Linked DNA regions of Homo sapiens: all the other regions are linked to region 1. The links are chromatin loops, found by intact Hi-C in ENCODE. Cell type or tissue: CD4-positive, alpha-beta T cell. All regions are shown on one strand.

What was found. A loop is a pair of places that touch in the nucleus more often than their neighbours do. Peaks named below come from ENCODE experiments on the same cell type or tissue, not always from the same donor. Only the 100,000 strongest peaks of a DNase experiment are listed, where the experiment ranks them.
Region 2: it touches region 1 in a loop (10-fold over the local background); 10 of 110 quality-filtered maps call a loop at or near these places.
Region 3: a loop joins it to region 1, with 4 times the contacts of the local background. A loop is called at or near these places in 4 of 110 quality-filtered maps.
Region 4: it touches region 1 in a loop (3.0-fold over the local background); 11 of 110 quality-filtered maps call a loop at or near these places.
Region 5: a loop joins it to region 1, with 6 times the contacts of the local background. A loop is called at or near these places in 3 of 110 quality-filtered maps.

The regions. Positions count from the first base shown.
Region 1 is chr14:91,508,269-91,512,268 of GRCh38, reverse strand. It overlaps PPP4R3A (protein phosphatase 4 regulatory subunit 3A), which reads left to right and starts at 1,959. Exons shown (of 15, transcript NM_001366432.2): 1 at 1,959-2,763. The coding sequence starts at 2,622. RefSeq lists silencers at 1,700-1,899, 2,480-2,579, 2,590-2,649, 2,900-2,949 and enhancers at 1,960-2,239, 2,057-2,707, 2,708-3,359. In CD4-positive, alpha-beta T cell, no CTCF peak of the experiment used is centred here; a DNase peak (open chromatin) is centred at 1,788; H3K4me3 peaks cover 3,139 bases; H3K27ac peaks cover 2,222 bases.
Region 2 is chr14:91,321,795-91,325,794 of GRCh38, reverse strand. It overlaps CCDC88C (coiled-coil domain containing 88C), which reads left to right. Exons shown (of 30, transcript NM_001080414.4): 12 at 872-1,016. Among named protein-coding and RNA genes, the nearest start is that of GPR68, 79 kb to the right of the region's middle. In CD4-positive, alpha-beta T cell, CTCF peaks have their summits at 1,827 and 2,027 (motif pointing left); DNase peaks (open chromatin) are centred at 1,694 and 1,984; H3K4me3 peaks cover 1,025 bases; H3K27ac peaks cover 4,000 bases.
Region 3 is chr14:91,834,271-91,838,270 of GRCh38, reverse strand. All of the region lies in intron 1 of TC2N (tandem C2 domains, nuclear), which reads left to right. Among named protein-coding and RNA genes, the nearest start is that of TC2N, 31 kb to the left of the region's middle. In CD4-positive, alpha-beta T cell, no CTCF peak of the experiment used is centred here; DNase peaks (open chromatin) are centred at 1,640 and 2,480; H3K4me3 peaks cover 1,836 bases; H3K27ac peaks cover 308 bases.
Region 4 is chr14:91,315,258-91,319,257 of GRCh38, reverse strand. CCDC88C (coiled-coil domain containing 88C) reads left to right here. Exons shown (of 30, transcript NM_001080414.4): 14 at 3,471-3,608. Among named protein-coding and RNA genes, the nearest start is that of GPR68, 73 kb to the right of the region's middle. RefSeq lists an enhancer at 2,758-3,147. In CD4-positive, alpha-beta T cell, CTCF peaks have their summits at 1,586, 1,788 (motif pointing right) and 3,205; DNase peaks (open chromatin) are centred at 789, 1,167, 1,487 and 3,257; H3K4me3 peaks cover 726 bases; H3K27ac peaks cover 3,959 bases.
Region 5 is chr14:90,756,114-90,760,113 of GRCh38, reverse strand. All of the region lies in intron 3 of TTC7B (tetratricopeptide repeat domain 7B), which reads left to right. LOC124903360 (a long non-coding RNA gene) reads right to left here and starts at 1,553. Exons shown (of 2, transcript XR_007064302.1): 1 at 1,214-1,553; 2 at 597-1,122. RefSeq lists a silencer at 1,447-1,786. In CD4-positive, alpha-beta T cell, CTCF peaks have their summits at 1,307 and 1,510 (motif pointing right); DNase peaks (open chromatin) are centred at 983 and 1,583; H3K4me3 peaks cover 1,511 bases; H3K27ac peaks cover 1,455 bases.

The DNA.
Region 1 (4,000 bases):
GCAATGTCAAGCACTCGAACCTTCCAAAACTAGCCACTAGCCACATGTGGCTACCAGGCCTTCAAATTTTGGCTAGTGCAACTCACAAGCTGAATTTTTCATTTTACTTAATTTTTAAATTTAAATTGTTATTTTATTTTATTTTTTGAGACAGAGTCTCGCTTTGTTGCCCAGGCTGGAATGCAGTGGCACAATCTCAGCTTACTGCAACCTCCGCCTCCCGGGTTCAAGGATTCTCCTGCCTCAGCTTCCCGAGTAACTGGGACTACAGGCGCACACCACCATGACCGGCTAATTTTTTTGTATTTTTGGTGAAGACGGGGTTTCACTATGTTGGCCAGGCTGGTCTTGAACTCCTTGACCACGTGAGCCACCGCGCCCAGCTAAATTTAAAAACTGATACTTGATTCAGCTTTTGGAAAACTTTTAAGTATGATTGGAATAACAGAATATGTGAATCTACATTTTCAACTGTAAATTTAATAAACTCTACCAGCCCGGGCAACAGTGAAACCCGTCTCTACCGAAAAAAAAAAATAATAACAAATTTAATTAATTAACTGGCAGTGGTGCTGCGCACCTGTGGTCCCAGCTACTTGGGAGGCTGAGATGGGAGAATCGCTTCAGCCCAGGAGGTTGAAGCTGCAGTGAGCTGAGACTGAGCCACTGCACTTCAGGATGGGTGACAGAGAGACCCTGTCTCAAAAAAAATTTTTTTTCAATAAAATCTAAACGTAGATATTTCTGATGAAAATTTAGTATCCCAACAGAGACTTGCTGGAAGGACAAAATATATCACATTTTTAAGACATTGTACGTATATCTCATTAGTAATTTGATTATTGAAATAACTTTTGAAAATACCGCACTAAAACGTTAACACTAATTTCACCAGTTTCTTCGTACTTTTTGTGGCTACTGCAAAATTTAAAGTTATGTGTGTGGCTGCATTATATTCCGAGCGGACAAGCCCGACCTGGCAAGGCCTGGCAAATGGTAAAAGCCACCAAAATGGTGGCATATGAGCTGCATGATAGGAACGAGAATGATATTCCTTTGTGAAGATCAACAATACTTGACATCAAGTAGGTCTTCAAAACACAGGACTACCTAATGCTGAGAATTACTCCTCCCGATTACACAGTGTCGCATTTGTTTTTGTGAGCGCCTTAAGTTCCTTTTCCGACAAGAAAGGCTGGCAGACAGTTCTGATAGGGATGAAGGAATGGAGCACTTGGGGCTTGCCTAGGCTGTAAGGTGAAGTTTTAGAATTGTCACTTGGAACTCGGTCCCACGCCCAGAAATCGCAAACAGTCCCAAGTTTCCACACTGGCCACGCCAGTCCGCGACCCACGGCGGCTCCCAAGGCTGCGCCGACCTAGGCGCCCACACCCGCGACCTTCCCCGGAAGCGTTTCCATTTCATTCCCTCAAGTCCGCAAGGCGCCGGGTGGGTCCCGAGCGCCCGACTCAGCCATAAAGGCGGCCCCGGGAAAACGCTCTCGGAAGCGGGTAGGGGCCCAGGCCCACGCTGCCCGGCGTCCGCAGGCCAGGGGCAGGGGCAGAGGCAGGGACGGGGCAGGAACAAGGGAAGGTGGCGGCGGGCGGAGGCGAGGCCGAAGCGCCGGGGCCCGCGGGCAGAGGCCGCAAACGTATCCACGCCCCTCGTGCATCCTGGAGCGGGGCTGATGACGAACACAGGGCGCGACGGACGCACACACCGCCCAGCGCTCGCACGACGGTGCGTGCAAGGAGGCGGGAGGGAGCCTCGGGCTGTCACCGGCGCAATCTGCGTCCCGCCTCCTCCGCTCCCTGCGCTCCCGCCACCTCGGCAACTCCGCGCCCGCCTCCCGCCTCCGTCGGAAGCCTCCGCCGCAGTAAGGCTCCCGGTCTCGCTGCTGTCTCTTTAAATGGTGGGGCTACGAGCCGCCCCTGCAGCTGCTCCCTGGGTGGCCCCGCGCGCCGCTTTTGAGGGGCGAACCAAGATGGCGGCGGTTTTGGCTGTGTGAGGAAGACGGAAGAGACGGCGGCGGAGGGAAACCGACTTCCACTAGTCCGGGTCGCTTGGGCGGCCGGGGGCCCTCAGAGTCTCCCGGGCAGTGGTAGCAGTTGCAGCAGGATCAGGCGCCTGTCGGCTTCTGACGTTTAAAACAGGGGGAGCGGAAGGGAGCCACTGGCCGCGGTGGCAGGGCCAGGTATAAGGAAGGAAAATATGGCGGCGGCGGCGGCGGCCTGAGGAGGCGGCGGCGGCGCGGGAAGCTGCTTCGCGGAGATCATGGCGGAGGCGGGAGCAGGGCAGTGACGGGAGCCCCGAGTTCCTAGCGCTGCGGGGCGGGAGGCTACGAAGCGCTGCGCGGCCCCCTCGGGGCTGCCGGGCGCCGGGCTCGCCAGGCCTGGACAATAGCGCCGGGGAGCCGGAGGCGAGGAAAGGCGGCGGCCCAGAGCTCGGTCCCTGGAGCGGGCCATGCAGGCGGCGGCGCGGCCCCGCGGCGCCCAGCGGCGGCAGTGAGGCCGGGGAGCCCTCCGCTCGCGGGCGCCCTCACGCCTCGCCCCTCGCCTCTCCAGGGCCCCTTTCCTGGGCGTCTACTGGCGGGGCCCCCGCCCCGGTTCCCGGGCGGCACGATGACCGACACCCGGCGGCGGGTGAAGGTGTACACGCTCAACGAGGACCGGCAGTGGGACGACCGGGGCACCGGGCATGTGTCGTCTGGCTACGTGGAGCGGCTGAAGGGCATGTCCCTGCTTGTCAGGGCTGAGAGCGACGGTAAGTGAAGCCCCGCGCGGCGGGACCCTCGCAGCCCCCACGGCCCTGGGCCGCCTCCCTGGTTCTTGCGGGGCATGGCGCTCGCTCCACGAGAACAGAGGGACGGCTGGGGAGGGCGGCCACCTCGGGGGAGGACGGGCCCCAGGTACCCCAGTCTTGCGGGAGCTCCCCGGAGAGCGCTTGAAATGTTTCCTTTCTCTGAGTGCCTGGTGGCATTTTGGGTACGAGGAGAGCCAAGCGTGTTTGAGCTGTGCCGCCCTGGAGTGTGGAGAGGTCGAGGACCTGAGATAGGGAGTCCGGAGTGTGCTGTTCTTTTGCACTAGAGTGACCTTGAGAAAGACACTGATTAATCCGATCTGCTGCCTTAGTTCACCCATCTGTAAAGCAGGCATGAAACTTTGCTTGGAGCTAAGAAAGTTCTTGGACCTTTCACACTTTGAAGAACGTTTTGCTGTGCTTTTTTTGTTTTTCTTTTTAAACATCTTTTTGCTACATGTTTCTGATCGTGTTGAAGCTTGGCAACACTGTATCTGGCAACTCTACACTAAGAGAAAACGCTTTCCCTTGCGAAGATTTTCGTTCACCAGTGTTGGTTGTCTTTTTTATAGTAATGCAGAATTTTGTGTGTAGCTTACTATATAAACATCTTGCAAAGTTGGAATCATATGAGCTTTTTTTGATTGCTTAAATGGGTGTTCATAATTTGGTTAACAGGTGCAGAGAAGTTGGCAGATAATTTTTAAAACCTTTCGGATCTTCCCTAGTGTTTATGCTTCACAAATTTTGAAACAGCCCTCAAGGTTCAAAGACTAAGTTGTTTGAAAATAAGTGTTTCACGTTTTTTCTTTTTTCCACATGTGCTGTTTCATATTTTAAAAGGCTTATTCTCTGTAGGGATTGCCACTGTTTTTGGCGATATACAGTGAATTTCACTTAAAATACTCAAGTGGGGTAAAACTATTCTCAAATTGTTACTTCCAAACGTGAAAGTAAGTTATCTTCCACTTCTTTTTGTACATTAGTTTATATTTTGCAGTTGCTAACGATGCCAGTTTATTATGATTGTAGCGATTCTGTATCTGAATTATTGCAAACTAATTTCAAGGAATTTTCTTCAATTGGACTCTCCCCAGAACTCCAATTCCATGAAAAACCAACAAGACTAGCCCTTCTGTAATTGAAGACTCTGGGAATATTGATGTTCTATTTAAATTGAAAGTGGTAATCTGGAGTATAT
Region 2 (4,000 bases), 190 kb after region 1:
GAGTTCTAACCCTGGCAACCTAGCGAGGCCCCATCTCTACGAAAACTAAATAATTGGGCATGGTGGTGTGAGCCTGTAGTTCCATCTACTTGGGAGAGACTGAGGCAGGAGGGTTGCTTGAGCCTGGGAGGTTGAGGCTGCAGTGAGCCGTGATCACACCATTGCATTCCAGCCTGGGTGATAGAGCAAGACCTTGTCTCAGAAAAAAAGAAAGAAAGAAAAGAAAACCGATTGGGGCAGGTTCAGGTTTATGGCGTGCCCTTCTCTGATAGTTTAGCTACTGGGTTTGTTGCTGCTACTGCCGTTGCTGCTGCCACTGCTACCACGAATGACTTGTTGACTGCGGGGAGTAGCTTGCTAAAATCAGCAGGCTTGAGCGGGTGCCACTTAACACCCACAAACAGAGCACTTGACTTCTGTATTGCTTTTCTGTAGGAATGAGTGTGTGTGTGTGTCTTGGAAGAAGGGTCTTTGCCAGTGTTGATGGTGTGGGGTGAGCTGTGATTTGTTAGCCTGTTAACAGCTTTAGAGGCCTGTTAGGGCTTCGCTAGAGCCACAGAGCTGCCCATCACTGCACACTTGCTTTAAAGCCCTGTGCAGTATGTCACTTTGTTCAGACAGCATTCAGTTAGGGACCCCGGCCGGGTCTGTCTTCATAACCTAGGTAGCCAGGTCAGGGTACCTTTGAGTGGCTTTCCCTCTCATAGCAGGGCCCTGTGTTGGGATGTTTCTGTGCAGCTCTGTTTATTTGGAAGTGAGCCAGTACATCTTCATCCACAGCACATGACGGTAGCTATACAGGGGCTGAGGCTTGTCCAGGGGGATCTCCAGCTGTGCAGCCTCACTTCTTGCCTCTTCTTGCTTGCCCCAGGACCGGGACACAGATAAGAAACGAATTGAGGAGCTGCTGGAAGAAAACATGGTCCTTGAGATTGCACAGAAGCAGAGCATGAACGAATCTGCCCACCTTGGCTGGGAGCTGGAGCAGCTGTCCAAGAACGCAGACTTGTCAGACGGTAGGTAGCGCCTGGTGCCGGGGAGCCAGCCTGGCCGTGGCCGCCGCTGCCTCCAGGGAGCTGAGTCCTGGGCTCTGAATCTGCCATGTTAGCCCATCCATTCATCCCAGGCAAACATGATTTCCTTCAAGCTCCACTTGGAACTGTTTCATTACAGTTCTCCCCAGGGAAGACACGAGGGGTCTGGCAGCCTTGATGTCAGGACGCAAAACACAAATTAAGTGTTGCCAGTTTTCCGAATTCCCATATGGACATTCCCGGGAGCTTCCAGATTATAGTGCACTGACACCCAGAGGCTCTCTGAGGCCATCTGTGGATGGCTGAAAGCCCTGGATGGCAGGAGCCATCACCAGTGGCCACGAATCCCTGCTATAAATGTACCCAGGGCGTCATTTCCTCCATTCATTTGCATAATTGGGCAAGATGGAGGCAGCCTGTTTTCTCTCTCCTGGGTGGGGAGGGTGCTGAGTGGCTGCTGCCCCGGAGACCCAGGTTCTTAGCGCCTCTGCCAGGCCTCTCCCTTTCCCTCTTCCCTCCTGGGCTTGCTCTGCTGCCCACTGCCCCGCGCCCCGAGAGGAGGTGTCGGTCATGGGAAGCGTGGGCGGGGCCGCACTCAGCCCCCTGCGCAGGAAGCCTCAGCCCCGGCAAACAATGAGCCAGTTCCTGTGTTTGAAAATAGCACACGCTCACCGTTCCCGTGCACGTGATCGTGCAAGTTCATAGTTACTTAGACTTTCCAGGGTGTGATGGGGCTTTTGGCTTGTTTAGTGGGTGGCTTTAAAAAATTCTGATAGACATCTAAGCATTCTGGAAAGGTTATTGGAAACAGGTGAATATTTCTTGCATTTGGGGGTTCCTATCAGTTCCGAACCTAAAACCAGTTTCACTGTGAATCTGTGTGAGAAGTTAGCTGTCTGTGCTTTGATATCTGTGCGTAGTTCTGGGGCCTGAGGGCTGCACAAGGGGGTTCCCCCAAATCCCTTGCCTCTGGAAGTCCAAGTTGGGGGCGCCCCCTGGTGGAGCAGAGAGGTGGTACAAGCAGCTAGGATGGTCTCTCATCAACTAAATATTTGTTAGAGACCATGGTGGCTGGTGAGAAGGCCTCACCGATTTAGACCATTTTCTATAATGTGTGAGCTCTTTAAAGTTAATACCGTGATTTATTCTTAGTGTTGTCAACTCCTAGTGCCTAGCTAGGAGCTGGCATCATTCTAGTGTTTGCTAGAATGATGGCATCGTGCAAGCAAAGCCTGAGTGTATGGGGCAGTGGCTTCGAGAGCCAGAAAGACCTGGCATAAAGCCTTGGCTTCTCTGCTGGTTAGCTGGGTGACCTAGGGCAAGTACTTAACCTCTTAAAACTTTAGTTTCCTTACCTGCAAAATAGGGGTAATGAACCTGCCTCACAAGATGACTGTGAGGATGAGTGAGAGAAAACAGTGAAGCAGGAACCCCGGCTCTGGCCCTTGGTGTGTTCTGTAGAGGGCAGCTCTTCTTGTCTGTCTTACTAAGACATACCCAGTTACTCTGGTTGCTGGGGGGTGCTGACGAGATTTGCACTAGTAAAGAAACACTGGGCCGGGCAAAGTGGCTCATGCCTGTATTCCCAGCACTTTGGGAGATTAAGGCGGGCAGATCACTTGAGGTCAGGAGTTCAAGACCAGCCTGGCCAACATGGAGAAACCCCGCCTCTACTAAAAGTACAAAAATTAGTCAGGCGTGGTGGTGCACACCTGTAATCCCAGCTACTCAGGAGGCTGAGGCCGGAGAATCGCTTGAACCTGAGAGGTGGAGGTTGCAGCGAGCCAAGATCACACCACTGCACTCCAGCCTGGGTGAGAGAGTGAGATTCTGTCTCAAAAAAAAAAAAAAAAAAAGAGAAACACTGGCGTTTTAGTAGTAAACCATTGTGTCGTTTTAATAGTCTTCAAGGCACTGACTTTAATGGAAGAGGAAATGAAACATCGATTCCATTGTTTAACTCACAGAACCTTAAAAATTAATCTCTGTGGTCAGTTTGGGAAGGTGAAAAGGGATGGTGGTGATGGTTGCAGAAAAGTGTGCTTGTACCTAATGCCACAGATCCAAACACTTTAAAATGGCTAAAATGGTACTTTTTAAATATATTTTTCTGTAATTTTAAAAATGGGTTCACCCCCATGAATTCTGCAGAGACACTGTCCAGATGACCACAGGTTTTGAAATAATGGAGTCTTATTTGAGGCTTGGTGTTGAAGTTAGGTTAGTTTCATTTACAGCTTATTTGGGATGGAGCCCTCCAAGCGTCCTTGTATGTGGAGTGTGTGTGTGTTTATGTGTGTGTCAGTGCTGGGCTGGGGCCAGGTACACACCATCCCCTCCACTTCTCGCCTGCTGTTGGTTTGGGTCTTTAGGGCGTTCTGGCCTGTTGGGTGGTCCATGTCGTTATCCTTGGTAGAGGATGAAGACTCAGAGGGAAACGAGATGCTGTTCAGTCTTTATGATCACCCGGGGAATCTGAACCACACACATTTCCAGATTTATGTGTTTGCTGTGAAAGCCATCACCCCCCTGTACCCACAGCCCCTGGGGTGAAGAGGTAGGGGGAGGAATCGCTGTATTAGCAACAGTGTGGAAAGGCCCCAAGAGATGAGGACGTGGCACTGGGTTGGGTAAATGAAGGGGGGAAGAACCGGGCTCCTTTCTTAAGAGGGCTTTTGCATACCTTTTTTTTTCCCCTCCCCAAAACAACCCCATGACTTACCTAAAATCATGCACCTGCTTGTGGCAGGAGGGGGCCAGGAACTCCCATTCCTGACTCAAGACTCTTCCCTTCTCCATTTGCACCTGAGCTGTTTAAAAGCAGAGTAGATAGTCTGCCTTTTACTATTTTTAGCTTATTTTTCATCTCATTTAGAATTTTAAAAGTAATTTGCATACACTATCACAGTTTTCTTCAACATAATTGTGAAGTCACAGAAAGAAATCTCTGCATAGCATCTCATCCA
Region 3 (4,000 bases), 330 kb before region 1:
CTTGGGAGGCTGAGGTGGGAGGATGGCTGGAGCCCAGGAGTTTGAGACAGCAGTGAGCTATGATTGTGCCACTGCAATCCAGTCTGGGCAACAGTGAGAGCCTGCCCAAAAAAAAAAAAAAAAAGGAACAAATGAGAGAGAGACAGAATGAATATTAGTCTAAAACGCCTTGGAGTTCAAAGTTCAGATTCAAATCTTGACTGTATGTTTGGGCAACCACTAACTGGTTGTCTGACCTTTAAATATTTTCAACTGCAAAATGAAGATAATAACAGCTACATTGCAATTTCCAGGATTAAATGAGATGACTCATGAAAGTTTTGTGTGAACAGTGCACAACTTTGCAAACATTTGTGATACATTATTAAATGTGAACGTACTAGGAGTTGAAAGCAGTGGTTTTCAAAGTGTTTGTTGAAACACTAATGCCCAAGATTGGAAACAGGCCTTTCTCAAGAAAAGAGTTCTATGGTCAAACACATTTGGGAGATGCAGGATCAAAGAAAGTAAAACATGGTTCTTATGCCTGTAAAATGCTAGTATGCATTGTGAATCTCAAGGAAAACAAATATTTTGTGTCTCTCTCCCCCACATTAATGTGATCTGGTGATCTACCCCTACTCCCACTGCAGCATCTCTAGGACCTTGAGATGGACAGAACTCACTCTGGGAAAGACTGCTCTCCAGAAGGAAAAGTATGAACCTTTCTTTCAATTTTACAGTCCCACCACCCAGGCTGGCACCGTGGCTCAATGCTTGTAATCCCAGCACTTTGGGAGGTGGAGCACTTTGGGAGGCAGAGGTGGGAGGATCACGTGAGTCCAGGAGTTCAAGACTAGCCTGGGCCATATAATAAGACTTCATCTCTACAAAAAATTAAAAAATTAGCCTGGCATGCTGGCTCGCGCCTGTATTCCCAGCTACTTGGCGGAGGGGCTGAGGTGGGAGGATCACTTCAGCCCCGAAGGTCGAGGCTGCACTGAGCCACGGGCGCACCGCTACACTCCAGCCTGGGCGACAGAACCTCTGTCAAAACAAAACAAACAAAAAATGCTAAGCCATTCTTCATCAGACAGTCTAGGAAACTCATTTCCAAGCAGTGTTGAGATTTCCACCAAGGAAGCCCAGAGAAAAGGGCCAGGCCCCCCGCTTTACCAGGGTTAGAGGGGATCCCTCATAGAATCGGGGGTGTGAGGTGCTGTGGTGGATACATTTAATATTCTTTCCAAGACACCCATTGATGGCAAGGCAGTAGCAGATAGCAACAAAAGCAGAGAGCAGGGCTGATCCTCAAAGACTTTATAGACTTTTTATAAAAACTCTAAAAGTCAAGTAACAACATGACTACTCCGCTTCTAAGTAAAGTGTGCATAAACATCGCCAGAAAGACTGCCCCTGCCTCCCCAAGTCAGAGAAGTTTCCTCAGGCCAATAGCTTCCCCTCTCTTCCCCCTCCTACCGCTTGTCTCCCTTCTTCTCCCAAAACACACCCCACACCTGGCGGCATTTTACACCTTCCCAGGAAGGGGCTGCCAAGCGCGGAGTCGCGGAGGACGCAGGCGCAGCGCGGCTCAGGTACGCGGGAGGCCCCGCCCCTCCGCGCCCAGCCCTTCTGCGCCACTCCACTCCCCGCCCTGCCCCGCCCTGCCTCGCCCCTCCCCGCCTTGCCTCGCCCCTCCCCGCCTTGCCTCGCCTCGCCCCTTAGCGCCCGTCCCGAGGGGCGGGGCGGCCCTGGTGGGTGGTGTGGGAGTGGGTACGGGGAGGGAAGTGGAGGGGAGGGGGTAAGTGATAGGGTAGGGGAGGCCCTGGGAAAGGCAGGACCTCGAGGCGCGGCCGCGCGAGGTGACCGGAGTCACAGTTCCCGCAGGCGGCGACAGCAGAGCGCCCACTGCCTCCAGCAGGTAACCGGCCGCGGCCGCGCGGCGCCGGCCCAGCGCGGGCGTGGGACGTGGAGACCCGGAGGAGGGCGGCGGGACCCGGGCGGGGAAAGGCGCGGCGTGGCTTGGCTCAGGTGCGCTTCTCCCACCTGGCAGCTCGCTCAGGGCTGTGGGGGGTGCCTGTGAGGGCGGCCCCGCCTTGCGGGCTGGAGGTGAGTGTCAGTTCTGTCTCTTTTGTCTTTAACTTTCTTTAAAATGGGGCCGTGGTGGGGCCCAGGGGCTGTTCCCACGTCTCCTCAGCGACGCCTGTGTCGCGGGGGCCTGAGAGAGCTTTAGGCCCCGCGACAGCTGGAAGCGCGGTGGTCTGGAGGGCACCAGGGGTGGGCGACGGGGCGAGGCTAGGTCCCCGCTGGCCAGGTGGGCGGCTCTGCCTAGGGGGACCCGTGACCGGGGACGGTGGAGACCCCAGCCCAGGCGGGGACGGCCGCGCGCCGGGCGCCCGGCTCCCTGCTCCGTGCTCGGGCTTCCGACGGCGCGTCCAGGTGGTTTCTGGGCTCTGGGGAAAGAGAAGCGAATTTCCTTTCCCTGGCGGGGTCTGATGAGAAGAGCTTCGCAGAGGGTTTTTACCTGTGATGTTTCTGAAACTTTGTGAAGTGGCGAAAGGGTGTTAAAAGTGTCCCTTTACTGTGGTGTTTGCAAACCACAATCTACCCAGCTAGGTTTTAGATTTGACTTCTATTTCTTCCAGGTTTTCCTTTGCTATGGTTTTCTTTAGAGGAAGATACTGTGGATGAACTGTGGGCTATAGTGCACACCGATAGACATCTGGGTATAGACAAGATAGATGCCAAGCCAAAACCATTGATTTCTTTAGAACATTTAAAATACAGCATATAAAAGGATTGCTTTTGTAATTGAAATATTATTCTAGTTCTCCCTTTAGGTAGGCAGTTAATAGAAATTTGTTTTCCCTGATTAATATTGTAGAACATAGCCTGGAAAATATTGAGAATTAGCAACAACAACAAAATCCATTTACCAGTTTCATATTTTGATGTGTAACTTCAGCATGGTTAAAAATTGCTTTTTCTGGAAGGAGGGAGTAATGTTGCTTGCCTTTGAGAGCTGGGATATTTGCTTTTTATCATCTCTTTTGTATTTTGTAATTTTTGCTAATGAATATGAGTTACCTTCATAACTGAGGAAGAGGCCATAATACAAATTTATTCTTTGTTTAACCCTTCATGAAAAATTTAAGTATATCTTGTATTTTATTGACTTCATATGAATTATAATTGTGCATTTACGAATAAAACTAATATTGAGAGATTAATTCAGGTGGAGAGAAAATGAGTTTGAGATTCTGGCGGGACATCTGGCATAGCTGTCTAGTGGATATATACCAATAGATATATTGGTATCAGGTTTTCTGAAGTCAAGATCAGACTTACAAATGTTGGAAGCAGCAGTGGATTTGTGGTGGTTAATCCTGTAAGGGTGTAAGAAATCATTCAAGTAAGTATAGTGTAAGAAGAGGGCAAGACCAAGGATGGGGAACACCAGCATTAAGCGATGGGTAGAGACAGCCAAGGAGTCTGAGGAAGAGCATCAGGAAAGGAGGAAATCTAGGGGGCAGTGGTCTCATAGAAGCCAGGAGAGGAGAGTTTTAACAAGGAGAGAAGTCTATCTGGGAGTCAAGAACTGATTACGTGCCTATTGTCTTTGGAAGTTAGGATGGGGGCTTTAACCTCAGCAGACATAATTTAAGTACAGTGTAAGGGTAGAAGCCAAGTTTGAATGAATCTGAGGAGAGAATAGTGATTCTGCACTCACAAGTAAATGTGAGTTTAGAATCCGTATTTTGAGAAACAAAGGTTAGAAGGAGAGGCGATCCATTGATTAGGGAGATGATTAAAAAAAGAAAAGAAAAGAAAAAAGAGAAATAAGGATGATAGACTACCTTTGTGTTATCCATAATAATTACAAATTTTAAAAACGAAGTGCATCATTTCATAACATTGTTCCTCTCTCATGGTTAAGTAGCAGAAGCTGAGAGCAAGAAGCTGAGCATGTTGAAAAGAACTATTCGTGGTAAAGTAGTTATGCCCCGCCCCATCCAAATTA
Region 4 (4,000 bases), 190 kb after region 1:
AGGGGCCAATGAGAGACTAGGGATTGCCGACAGGTCTTGCTCATTCCAGGTCAGAGGACCTCTCATCCACCTGCCTCACACTGTGGAGGCACTGGTGTACTGTGGGCTCTGAATGCACCAGCTGTCAGATTCCAGTCGAGGGAGGAGGCCAGAGTGTTCTTGCGGGCTGACTGCCATGCAGGATGGGCAACCCTCAGCCAGCTCAGCTCATCCTGAATTTCCCTCTCCAACCTCAGCCATCCAGCTGTGAGTCCTGGCAGTGTCATTTACTGAGGCATGACTGTGGCAGGACACCTGGGTCCCTTGGCTCTGCAGGTTCTTTTTTTTTTTTTTTTTTTTTGGACGGAGTCTCGCTCTGTTGTCCAGGCTGGAGTGCAGTGGTGCAATCTCAGCTTCCTTGCTATCTCCATCTCCTGGGTTCAAGCGATGCTCCTGTCTCGGCCTCCCAAGTAGCTGGGATTACAGGCATGTGCCACCATGCCCAGCTAATTTTTGTGTTTTTAGTGGAGATGAGGTTTCGCCATGTTGGCCAGGCTGGTCTCCTGACTTCAGGTGATCTGCCCACCTCAGCGTCCCAATGTGAGCCACTGCACCCAGCCACTCTGCAGGTTCATGATCTCTGAGGCTGGGAACAGGTCCCCCACTCCTGGGAACTGGTCCCTTGAGTTCCCTCATGGGACTTCTACGAGGCTCCTCACTCTTGTCCCTTTGAACTTTGTGTGCCTTGCAGCGTTTGAGCTGCCAGGTGGTTTTTCCTCTCTTTGTAGGACAACAGAAGACACCCCCGTCTCATGCCACATCTTCTGGTGCAGGGCAGCATGGGGAAAGTGACTCGGTTTTTTGAGACAGGGTCTTGCTCTGTCATCCAGGCAGGAGTGCGGTAGTGTGACCATGGCTCACTGCAGATTTGACCTCCAGAGCTCAAGTAATCCTCCCACATCAGCCTCCCGAATAGCTGGGACCACAGGCACGTACCACCACGCCCAGCTAATTTTTTTTTTTTGGAACTGGGGTCTCTTTATGTTGCCCAGGCTGGTCTCAAACCCCTGGGCTCAAGCAGTCCTTCGGTCTCAGCCTCCCAAAGTGCTAGGAGCACAGGTGTGAGCCACTGTGGCTGACTCAGTGTTTTGGTTTCTTAGATTCATGTGGGCCTAGCACGGGAAATGTCTTCATAAGTGGCAGCCCAACCTTGGCCATGATAAAAATAATTGCCCTTTAGGAAGATGAGAACCTCCAGCTCTGCAGGTCCTCACGACGCTGCCCCAGAAAGCCTGCAGTATTATCTCTCTGGCCTAGTGATATTTTGGGGCCCCTTCTGGCAGGTCACCAGGGTGGTGCCCAGGCATCTCTCTGCCCTGTCCTGTCTGCTGTGGCCCCTCCTCTGTACAAACAGGACCTGGCGGGGGCGTCGCCCACCCACCACAACTCCTTATGCTGATCTCTCAGGCCCTACCCACTTCCTCCCTGGCCCGACGCCAGCCTCTCCTGCCGTGGCCCTCGGGAGGCCCTGTCTTGGCACACACTCTCTGGTCGTGGGGGCGCCGGAAGGGAGGGGCCGCTGTTTGCAGGCAGGGCTGTCCTGTGTCTGAAGCCTGGAGCTCTCTCCTCCCTCTCGTCCTTGGCCTGCCCTGAGCCTGGCTGGAATCTGGCCCGACCCTGCAGGGTGGTTCTCCCTTCACTCTCTGTCCATGTCTCACTGACTGTTTTATTGGCCCCAGTGCCCAGCCCAGAGTCTGACACGTAGAGGGTGCTCGCCAGCATTTGACAGGTGAACCCTTCAGCACCAGCAGGAGGCAGGCTGTGCTTCAGGCCTGGCAACCCTCAGCCAGCTCAGCTCATCCTGAATTTCCCTCTCCAACCTCAGCCATCCAGCTGGCATTTCCTAGTCAGTAAGCAAGCCCGTTGGCCCTGCTGAGTCCCACAGGGGGCCCCTAGTGCCAACCTGGCTCTTCATCTCACCCCGAATGTAGCCCAGGCTGCACGCTTGCTTTGGTCTGGGACCTCTGGAAACCATAGTTCCCTGAAGTTAAAACATCTTTCTCTCTAACTCAAGGCACCTCCATGGGTCCTAGAGAAGCCCCCTCCCTCCTCTGTGTCTGTAGCTTTGTATTGAAGTCATAAGAGTTCATTCTTTGAGTCAGGAAGGAAAAAGAATCCTTATTTTTAGAGGAAGAGGGGCAGCCCTTTGGGGGCCTGTCATGAGAGGCAGGAGCAGCTCATGTGAAGACATGCAGCCTGGGGGCTGAGGGGCAGGGTCCTGGCACCCACAACTCCCAGGAAAACCTAATGCTGCACCACATGAGACTGTTGCCCATGCCAGTGGCTGCAGGGAGGACAGGAAACCCTCTGGGGGCCAGAAAGTCTGCAGCCATCCCATACCTTAGCCCAGCAGGTTCATCAGGTGCACAGGTCTTCTTCGGGGATGGACCGGAGTATAGGACAAAGAACCACAGAATGAGAAAGATGAGGGGTCCATCAGGGGTAGGTAGGACCCAGGAAATCACACCTTTAGACCAGAAGCAACAGCAATCAGAAATGCAAGGGTTGGCCGGGCACAGTGGCTCATGCCTGTTAACCCCAGCACTTTGGGAGACCGAGGCAGGCGGATCACCTGTGAGACCAGCCTGGCCAACACAGTGAAATCCCGTCTCTACTAAAAATACAAAAATTAGATGGGCGTGGTGGCAGGCTTCTGTAGTCCTAGTTACTCAGGAGGCTGAGGCAGGAAAATTGCTTGAATCTGGGAGGCGGAGGTTGCAGTGAGCCAAGATCATGCCATTGTACTCCATCCTGGGCGACAAGAGCAAAACTCCATCTCAAAAAAAAAAAAAGGTTGAGTCAGAATCTGCATTTCAGCAAGGCGGGCACTCGTGTGCAACGGGGAGCATAAGGACCTCTGTTTAGGTAGTTCATGTTTAGGAGGGCTGCGAACAGGTGGGTTCTGGCATAAGACCTTGATGTCAAGGAGATCACTGGGTGGCTGTCCAGGCCAGACAAAATGTGGCCTGGCCTGTGAGGGAGATGGTGGAAGTGTGGAAGGGGTAAGAAGGACAGGGCTTGGTGACACATTTCCATGGAGGTGAAAGAGGAAGAGATATAACAGAGGGCCACTTGAGCAGCCAGGTGACATCACCAACTGAGGCAGGAAGTCTCCAGGAGGACAGGAAGCTGGGTGCGTGTGAAACCCCCGAGGGCACCCAGCGGTGGCGGCCTCAGGCGGTGGAGCACATGGCAGCAAGGATGGGGCAGAGGGACGCTGGGGGGATGGTGATGGTTTGCTTCCTGGTGACTTTCTGTCTTAAGAGTGACAGCTGTGGTGTGGGGAGTTGCTACAGAATGATGTCAGGAGGTCTTCCCTTGAGAAAAGACCCATCAGTGCATTCTGTTGGGGTGGTTTCTGTTTTGTTTTAAATCATGGTTCACTTCGTAGGACTGATGTCTGCACTGGGCTGGGTCTTTTGGTTCTGCAGATTGAAAAGTTACAAACCCAGCTGGAGAGAGAAAAGCAGAGCAACCAAGATCTGGAGACCCTCAGTGAGGAGCTGATCAGAGAGAAGGAGCAGCTGCAGAGTGACATGGAGACCCTGAAGGCTGACAAAGCCAGGCAGGTAGGTGCCTCCACCACTAACGCCTCTCCTAGAACCCCTGCCTGCAAGACGGAGAGCCGGGATTACAGCCATTCCTGGTACTGTATTGTGGATGCATGGATTATCCGTTACCTAGCTTAGCCACAGCTTAAATCAGCAATTCTCAATTTCCCAACTGGCGGTGGGAAAAGGTGGGGTGAATTTTGCCTCCCAAGGGACATTTGGCAATGTCTCAAGACATTTTTGATTGTCGTGACCCCGGGGAAGAGAGGGGGTGGTGCTCCTGGCATGGAGTGGGTGGAGGCCAAGGATGCTGCTACATATTCTGCAGTGCGCAGGTCAGGAACACTCCATCTGCAAATGTTCTTAGTGCCCCAGCTGAGAACCCTGGCAAATCCGTGTGGTTTTATTTG
Region 5 (4,000 bases), 750 kb after region 1:
CCAATCTCTCCATCCTCTGATTCCACCTCTATTTATAGCTAGTACCATCTAATTTGGCATTCAGATTTTAATTATTTCACATCTGCCATTTGCCTCTCTCAAACTAGACTGTATAATTAATTAATTCATTAAATCAGCAAATATGTGAGTGCTTATTCTGGGTTGGGTGTTGAGGCTGTGTCATATCTAAGCTGCCTGCTTTATCTCCCTGCATGTGCGCCAGGGACAACAGTGCCTGCTGCACAGGGGTGCCTGTGACGGGGCCATTCTTTAACATTTTGCCCTGGCATCCAGGGGCACACTATTGAAGATAAACTCTAGCTGAATAACACACAAGGTGCCTAAGCAAAAGGGCAAACTTCTCAGTATATTCTGAGATCCACTCCATTTCAGAATAGGTTTTGGTTTGGGCCTGATATAAAAACAAATACTCTTGTGTCTAATGCCTCTTCTGCCTACACTCACCGACGAGCTGGTTCATCTCAATTTGTCAACTTTCAAGCTGTTTGGCTCTCAAGGGACTGCCTCCCACTGCTCATTTCCTCTGACAGCAGGTGACTCTCTGGGCCTCCTTAATGCAGTTTTCGCCTCTGCAATGTGTGGTGGTGGCCGCTGTAGTTTTTATTCTTAGGGTTTGGGTGCTTACTTCTAGGATCTCTTTGGGGCCTAGACTGCTACAAAGCTAGTAAGGTTGTAAGACATCACCTAGGCCAGACTCGTGTTTTATATTTTAAAACTCCTAGTACGGTGCTTGTTCCGTCACCACCCATCCCTTGGCTTCCATCGTTTCCAAACCATGTCTGGTGTTCATTTTCTTCTCCCAAATGTTCGTGATGCTTTGGGAATGCAAAAAGCATCCATATTTGGAAAGCTCAGAACTCTCTCGGGGGCGGGAGCAGAACACAGATTGTTCTGTGGAGAAGGAGAGAGTCATGTGCGGCTCAGAGCGTGGCTCTCCGGAGTGGGTCGGAGTGGGACAGAAGAGCAGGAAGGAAGCTGGGGCCGGCCTGGCTGGGCCTTCCTCGAACCAGGCAGAGGCAGGCAGCTGCCCTGCAGGGCCCACCGCAGTCTCTCAAGACAGACAGAGGAACGGTTTGTTGAGTGCCTACTGTGTGCCAGGTTCTGGAATTGTAAAAATATAATACATTATTAATAATGACTACAGCATTAAAATAATTCCTTCTAGACACTGTTCTAAGCACTTGTCCCTTACCTCCCTTTATCCTCACAACAACTCCAGAGCTAGAGACAGGAATAGAGCCCCCATTTGAGAAGGGGAGTGAGGGGTGCCTGCTTCCTGGACTGCGGCTAGCAGGTCATTTGGGGAGGGGCTCCCAGGTGCAGATTCCGCCGAGTCCGGACTGAAGGAGGACACGTCGATCCTGGTGTGCTGGGAGGTGCCTTAGTTTGCGTTTAGCGGCCTGTGAACGAGTCTTGGGACCTCTAAAAGCTGACTCAGGGCCACATCAGCTAGGACTCGCTGCTAGCTGCCGCCCAAGGTCGTCCCGCAGCCCCTCGGCAGCCGCCGCCAGGGGTCGCGGGAGCCGCGTTCTAGCGCAGTCGCGCGCCACAGTTGCGCATGCGCGGAGCTGCTCCGGGCGTCCTCGGCCGGGTCGGCCTTGGGACCGTGCCCCCCCTGCCCCGCCCCGCCCATCTCCCCTCCCCTCGCGTTTCGCCCCGCCCCGCTCACTGCTGTCCCCGACCCCGCCCCGCCCCACTCTCTTGCCCCGTCTCGCCCCGCCCCTCCTTGCGCTCTCGCCCCGCCGCGCCCCGCCCCGCCCCGCCCCGCCGTCCTGGAGCCAGTGCCCTGCATCTCGCGCAGGTGCCGCCGCAGGACTGCAGGACTGGTTCCTGCCGCGGCCACCGGGACAGTGGTGCCCCAAGGCCGGCTGACCATTTGAAGCCCCTGTACTTGGGTTGATTCCGCGATTCAACTCGAGTTCAGGGATGGAGAAGAAAGGCAAACTTGCCAACTCTCTTGATTAACCTCGCATTAGTGAGCCTTCTTAGGGACTCACCAAGCCGAGCTCTCTGGGAGGCGTTCACACTCACAGGCCCTGGCTGTTCGCAGGCAGCAGCTGAGCCTTCACCGATGTGCCCCTTTATTGTTTTCTGAGACCATATTTATAGAGACTCTCGTAGAAGCTGACAGCATTTAATACGTTAAACATTCAATGCGTGGGTATTTACAAAGAGAAAGGATGTAAAGGTGCGTTTCCTGCTTTAGCAGGAATTGAAGTACGTCATATTTTTCGTGGACCGAAAATTCCTGGTCATAAGGACTATAAAAGCCCAAAGAGGATTTTCCTGGAGTGTTCCTTGAGAGATTCATGTCTTCAAGTGAGATCTAATCCCAGTCTTTATGAATTGGATATTTGCTAATGACCATGATCTTCTAGGTGTCATCCTAGAGCCGTAGGACAGACAAGTGACCACTGACATTGCCTTTTCCCCGGCAGAAAAAGTCTCCAGTCTGTTGGGAGCTGTGTGGCAACTGCTGTGGACCTGCTGTGGTAGTAAGCTCATTGGATCAGGATTTGCCCATGTGACCTTGGGCAAATCATCTCTGAGCTTGAATCTCCTCATTTGCAAAGAGAGGACAGGAGAGAAGATAGAGCTCGATCTTTTTTCCTTGAGAATCTGCTTTTCTTTTCTTTCTTTCTTTTTTTAGAGACAGGGTCCTGCCCTGTCACCCAGGCTGGAGTGCAGTAGTGCGATCATAGCTCCCTGCAGCCCCAAACTCCTGGGCTCAAATGATACTCCTACCTTGTCCTCCCAAAGTGCTGGGAATACAGATGTGAGCCACCGCGCCAGGACTGCTTTTCATTTTTGGAAACATTGAGATCACTTCGGGTGCAGTGAAACAAGTAGTTTTATAGAAAAGTCCATGAGTGGAGGGAACGGGGTGGTTCAGGGGAGCTTTCCGGGGTGCTTTCTTTTGCCTATGTAGGAAACCCAGAGATGTGGTAGTAGGGGTTGTGAGGGGGCGCTGTGGGGCCATGCCTGGTGGAGATCCACCACGTTAAGCCTTCTGCTAACTGTTTGTCTCTGACTCCATGATCTCTTCTGCCTCTTCCCATTCTGGATTCTGCTCATGGTGGGCGGCTAGATGGGTGTATTGCATGTGGCCGCTCATCTCAGGTTGCTGGTCAAAGCTTCCTGTTTATATTTAGAGAGTGTAAGAAGAGTAAGAACCCTTTTATTGCCACTGACCCATATTCATATTTAATGTTGCTTGTGTTAGTCGGCTCCTCATTGGTTCTCTTTTTGGAAGCAAGCAGGGACTTAGAGAGTCCAGAGGAAGCTCAGAGGGCTGGAGCTTTAGTTCAGGTTGGCTGAGGTGCTTGTTCTTAATTCTTCTGTGACACCATGTCTGTCTCAGTCACTGCATTTTTAACATTGTTTTGAAAACATTTCTCGGCCAGGCGCGGTGGCTCACACCTGTAATCCCAGCACTTTGGGAGGCCGAGGCAGGCAGATCACCTGAGGTCAGGAGTTTGAGACCAGCCTGGCTAACATGGTGAAACCCCGTTTCTACTAAAAATACAAAAAATTAGCTGGGTGTGGTGGCGCACGCCTGTAGTCCCAGCTACTCGGGAGGCTGAGGCAGGAGAATCGCTTGAACCCAGAAGGCGGAAGTTGCAGTGAGCCGAGATCGCGCCATTGCACTCCAGCCTAGGTGACAAGACTGAAACTGTCTCAAAAAAACAAAAAAACAAAAAAAAAAAACAAAAAAAAAAAGAAGAAAATAAAATAAAACATCTTTCTCTTCCACTAGAGGTGAAATTTCTCAAGGACAAAGAGATTTCTTAAGGGCAGAGTCCTGTTCTGTGAAGCCCACCCCTAGCCCAGAGTGCTGCCCGCAGTTGGTGCCTAGTGAGAATTTGTGGAATGGAGCAAGCACAGGACTCCTGTTCACTGGCTGCTCTCACTCCTTGCTATAGTTGGGGACCTCAGAGGCTACACTTACTCATCACACCAGTGATGAGTCCCCTCTTCT